Regions from separate parts of the Homo sapiens genome. Here region 2 is linked to region 1. Evidence: chromatin loops called from intact Hi-C (ENCODE). Cell type or tissue: PC-3. All regions are shown on one strand. Each heading gives the region's core, and the rest is flanking DNA. Links, peaks and the distances in the headings are about the cores only. Region 1 has its middle 4.7 kb from the start of TOP6BL. Region 2 overlaps TOP6BL (TOP6B like initiator of meiotic double strand breaks).

Region 1 (2,802 bases), core at 264-2,763:
ACCCGACACTGGGTAATTTATAAAGGAAAGAGTTTTAATTGACTCATTGTTCATCATGGCTAGGGAGGCCTCAGGAAACTTAGAATCATGGCAGAAGGGGAAGTAAACAGATACTTCTTCACATGGCAGCAGGAAGGGGAAGAATGAGTGCCCAGTGAAGGGGGAAGCCCCTTATAAAACCATCAGATCTCTTGAGAACTAATTCACTATCAGAAGAACAGGATGAGGGAAACTGCCCCCATGATTGAATTATCTCCGCCTGGTCCCTCCCATGACACATGGGGATTATGGGAACTACACTTCAAGATGAGATTTGGATGGTCACACAGCCAAACCATATCACATGTCTACTTTGGATATCTTGTTTATTCCAAAAAGAAACCCTCTGTCTGAGACACACTCCCTGCCCCCCTATAAGAAGAGCCCAAGACTGATTCTGACCCAAACTCAAGGGTTTGAGTGGAACCAGAACATCCTAGGGAGTGCTGCCAGATGAACAATGACATTTTAGGGACTGTTGAGCTTTCCTTTTGAATGTGCCCTCTCTGTGTCTCCTAGACACTTCTTAAGGCCCCACCTTGTTTCTTAGGCTCCCCTAGAGCTTTCAAATGCCCTAAAGAGGCTGACCCTAGGAACTTAAGTAGAAAATATCCTTGAGGTCCGCCTTTCCAAGCTGATGCAAAAGGAAGTCCATTTGAAGACTCCCTCCCCTGGGAAAGAACCAAGCAACTATTAAGCTGTTTCCCATCCAGACAGTAGGAAAGGGTTAACTGCTTCTCTCGGGTCCTGAGCAAAGTCTGTCCCATACCAGTTCCCATAACCGGGTTTCCTGAAATGGAGCAGGTCCCAGGTGACTCTCCACTAATCACATCCTTGGAAATGGGGCCATGAGGCTCAGATTAGCTCATCCCTTCACCTTCTTGAGGCCTTCTCCACCTGGAGCACAGAATCTGGGGCAGCTTCACCACTCACCTCCCTCTGCTTTCTTATCAGGGGTCAGACAGGGATGTTCTAGCAGAGGAATATTATTGGGCTAATGGGGGCAACTAGAGGCCATAATGGTGCTGACTTTTGTGCAATTCTTGGACTACAGCATCTGTTCTTCCCCTTTCTAAGACTTAGGGGAAAAGAGAGATTCTTTTCCTGGGACAGTACCAAAGTTTATATAACTCGAGTATTTCGTTCTTCACCCCCATTCCCTGTTTTCTTCCTCTCCTTGAATAACTGACTATGATACTGACTAACTTCCTGTTCTTCCTGGCCAAGTCACCCTTTGCACAAAGTCTGATTTCTCATCCACCAGTAGCAGGTGCTGGGCCAGCCCAGGAGATTTCATTCCTTTCCTATTATTGTCCAATTTTTCCTCTGCCTAGATAGCCAATAAAATCTACATCACAAAGTGGTTCTGCCCTGTGTAACTGGCTTTTTTTTGAAGGAGTTTTGTTCTTGTTGCCTGGGCTGGAGTGCAGTGGCAGGATCTCGGCTCACTGCAACCTCCATCTCCTGGGTTCAAGCTATTCTCCTGCCTCAGCCTCACGAGCAGCTGGGATTACAGGCATGCATCACCGTACCTGGCTAATTTTTGTATTTTTAGTAGAGACAGGCTTTCACCATGTTGGCCAGGCTGGTCTCGAACACCTGACCTCATGTGATCTGCCTGTCTCAGCCTCCTAAAGTGCTGGGGGGATTACAGGCGTGAGCCACTGCGCCCAGGCTATAATTGGCTTTTTACCTTATCTCTAAGTAGGGCTGGATTTGTCCTGCCAGCTGATGTCCACTGGAAGAGAAGTATTCTTTGTGACTTAGAAACCTTGGGAATGCAAACAGCACTGTAATGTGGTCACATATGGTCAAGTAAACCTATTGATCCAAAGACCAGATGATCAACTGTATTTGAAAGACAGGTAGGCTAATTGAGACAAAAATTCTTCCAGCAGCCTCATTAAAGAGGACATTGACTCCACATATTCTAAAACTCTCAGATTGTTTCATAGACATTATTTTAACTATATTCCTGGGAGAATTTTCCTATTTTAGCTATGGAAAACTAAAATATAACACCTAAAGAGAGGTAAAATGGGAAAAGAATTGAGACATCCTGACTGTGTGTGATTACAGTACTCCGAAGCACTTTGCCAGGGATACAGGTGTACAGTCTTTAAAGCTAGTTTTCTGGAACCTTAGTTGAGCTGATTTTTCACCGATCTCTAAAAGTTGACTTGGCTGTGCACAGTGGCTCACGCCTGTAATCCCAGCACTTGAGGAGGCCTAGGCAGGAGGATTGCTTGAGCCTAGGAGTTGGAGACCAGCCTGGACAACATAATGAGACCTCATCTTTAAAAAAATTAAAACTTAGGCCCGGCACGTTGGCTCACGCCTGTAATCCCAGCATTTGGGGAGGCTAAAGTGGGCAGATCGCTTGAGCTCGGGAGCCCAAGACCAGCCTGGCCAACATGGCAAACCCTGCCTTTACAAAAAATAAATTAGGCAGGCATGGTGGTGAGCACCTATAGTCCCAGCTACTCATGAGGCTGAGGTGGGAGGATTGCTTGAATCTGGGAAGCAGAGGTTGCAGTGAGCTGAGATTGGGCTGCTGCACTCCAGCCTGGGCAACAGAGTGAGACACTGTCTCAAAAAATAATAATAATGGCCAAGCGCAGTGGCTCACGCCTGTAATCCCAGCACTTTGGGAGGCCGAGGCAGGCAGGTAATGAGGTCAGGAGATAGAGACCATCTTGGCCAACATGGTGAAACCACATCTCTACTAAAAATACAAAAATTAGCCGGGCGTGGTGGCGAGCA
Region 2 (2,802 bases), core at 40-2,539, 76 kb before region 1:
CCTGCCTCAGCCTCCTGAATAGCTGGGATTACAAGAAGCTGCCACCATGCCAGCTAATTTTTGTATTTTTAGTAGAGATGGGGTTTCGCCGTGTTAGCTAGGCTGGCCTTGAACTCCTGGCTGCAAGTGATCCACCCACTTCAACCTCCCAAAGTGCTGAGATTACAGGCATGAGCCACCGCACCCAGCCTGAGAAACTTTAAAAACATACTGACAAGCACTTGGGGATGCCGAGGAAGGAAGATTACTTGAAGCCAGGAGTTCGAGAACAGCCTGGGCAACAAAGCAAGACCTCCATACAAAAAATAATAATACAAAATATAATTGAAAAAGTTATCCAGGTGCACTGGCATGCATCTGTAGGCCCAGCTACTTGGGAGGCTGAAGCGGGAGGACCACATGAGCCCAGGAGTTTGATGTTGCATTGAGCTATGCTCGCGCAACTGTACTCCAGCCTGGACGACAGAGCATCTCTAAAAATAAAAAAAATTTAAAAACATACTGAACCCTAAGCCCCACCTCAGTCCATCTGGAAATCAGAATCTCTGGGGAGTAAGCATTTTAGATGCTCTCCAGGTAATATATTGTGCGGCTAACGTTGAAAACCGCTGATCCCTAGGGAGCAATATATGAAGTATCTGCTGATTTCTGGCCAACCAGACTAGAAATGTCATCATTTAAGCGATGCATCAATATATGAATCTTTTCTATAGGATATGTTCATTTTATTAAGCAAGGTTTTTCACTGAACTTATTTATTCTACAGAAATATATCTAATTTAGATGTGTGCATTACACAAAGTTTCCCTCTCTCTTAGCATTTGGCACACCCCAGCTGGCAACCCCATTCTCTTATACTTACCCCAGATTTCCATTTGCTGGACTGGAAATGCACTGTGGAAATCCACAAAGAGAAAAAGCAGCAGAGTTTGTCCTTGAGGATCCATAGTCTGAGACTGATCCTCCTCACTGGATTCCACCTGATAACTCACATCTGGAAGCACCAAATCTAGAGGACAAGATATTACACGAATTTCTAAGATAAGTAAAGCTCTTGAAATACAAAGTGACTACAGAACCTGTATTCTGAACAAAGAAGGATCTGAGAATAGGAGATCTAAATCTGAACACCCATTTACCCTCCTGAACCTGTTTCTCTATCCACATGATGGAAGCAAATCATAATGACTCACAGGAAGAACATTAAAATAGTAACTATGTGTGTAAAATGCAAGCCAAACAGCACTCCTTTACATTACTGAGAAGCTCTACACAATAAATTCATTGATTCCTTGTACAACTTTCTAAGGCAGGTATGGCTGGTAAGAGGTTAGATTCACCTGAGTGTAATGACAACAGCTAATTTGTGTTATGTGCCAGGTACTGCATCAAATGCTTATGTACTATTTCAACATTTAGACTTCACAACAACAGTATCGGATAGAACCTATTCTTATGCCCTTTTACAGATAAGAAAAGAGGCACAGATAGGTTAAATACCTCGTCCAACGGGAGCCAGTAGGTGGTGGAACTGAGTTCTAGACTTTGCTAGACTGACTAAAAAACCTGTTCTCTTAGCCCCAATACTATATATTTGTATCCCCAAATGTAATCCATTGCCCAGTGGTCACTTTCTAGCACCTTGATCCTTTAGAATACAATCAGGATAGTCCCATATTTCAGATCCATGTAGAGAAGTACCTCCATGTGGATCCTGGTTCTGTCCTTTAGAGTAATAAGGGAGGGAGATGAGAGGACATTTCCTACGTTATTCATTTCCAAAGTTAACTGAGAAAGTTCAGGACCATGAATTGGCAAAAAACTAAACCAGCAAAGCCCAAAAACAAAAATGAAAGAGAAAAGGAGGTATGGCGATCCCTAGAAATTCACCAGTCATATCTCTATTCGAAATCGGTGGAGTCTATCATTCCCTCTAAGATACTGCCCCATCCCAGTAGGCTTCAATGTTCTCATACCAGTCATAGCCGCAGAATACCTCTTCCCTACTGGTCGTCTTCTTCAGGAGCCAGACGACCAGACTACCTTCTAAATTTCAAAGGATTCTAGTTAGAACAGTCAATCTCAAAACTGCAACCCCTCCTAGATATCAGCCCATGGTCGCATACTCCAATTTCCCAGTTTTATTAGCTCAGTTATTAACCTCCAGCTTTTAGCATGATTCACCCAAAGCTGGTGTGGTTAGAGCTTATGGGAATATTACAGCCAGCTTCCTAGGCCTAATACTATTACATCTTGCATTTGTATGCGTTTTAACTTTTTCTAAGGAATTTTATGTGGATTTTCTCAGTTCATTATGAAGCATTTCTCTTCCACAGTAGTTCAGAGGTATCATTGCTCCCTTACTCACCTTTGTAAAGGCCCAGAGTTGACAGATTAGGTACATTAGAAATCCTCTGAACAAGTATCTAACAGAAGGACCAGGAATAGAGGAGGCAGCAGAGGAAGTAAGAGGAGAACCAGTATCAACATGCAATGCCAGGCCGGGTGCGGTGGCTCACACCTGTAATACCAGCACTTTGAGAGGCTGAGACAGGTGGGCCACTTGAGGTCAGGAGTTCAAGACCAGCCTGGCCAACATGGGGAAACTCTGTCTCTACCAAAAATACAAAAAACTATTAGCCAGGCATGGTGGTAGGCACCTGTAATCCCAGCTACTCGGAAGGGTGAGGCAGGAGGATCACTTGAACCCGGGAGGCGGAGGTTGCAGCCAGCCAAGATCATACCACTGCACTCCAGCCTGGGCAACAGAGCAAGACTCTGTCTCAAACAAAACAAAAACAA

Evidence for each region. Hi-C counts contacts between places; a loop is a spot of excess contacts. Peaks named below come from ENCODE experiments on the same cell type or tissue, not always from the same donor. Only the 100,000 strongest peaks of a DNase experiment are listed, where the experiment ranks them.
Region 2: it touches region 1 in a loop (3-fold over the local background); 10 of 110 quality-filtered maps call a loop at or near these places.

Annotation. Positions count from the first base shown.
Region 1 is chr11:66,738,660-66,741,461 of GRCh38, reverse strand. It overlaps a transcript of SPTBN2 not described here. Among named protein-coding and RNA genes, the nearest start is that of TOP6BL, 4.7 kb to the left of the region's middle. In PC-3, for the core only: a CTCF peak has its summit at 1,324; a DNase peak (open chromatin) is centred at 1,301; H3K4me3 peaks cover 384 bases; H3K27ac peaks cover 1,318 bases.
Region 2 is chr11:66,814,260-66,817,061 of GRCh38, reverse strand. It overlaps TOP6BL (TOP6B like initiator of meiotic double strand breaks), which reads right to left. Exons shown (of 15, transcript NM_001302084.2): 9 at 863-1,009. Among named protein-coding and RNA genes, the nearest start is that of RCE1, 28 kb to the left of the region's middle. In PC-3, for the core only: no CTCF peak of the experiment used is centred there; a DNase peak (open chromatin) is centred at 1,221; H3K4me3 peaks cover 1,342 bases; H3K27ac peaks cover 2,238 bases.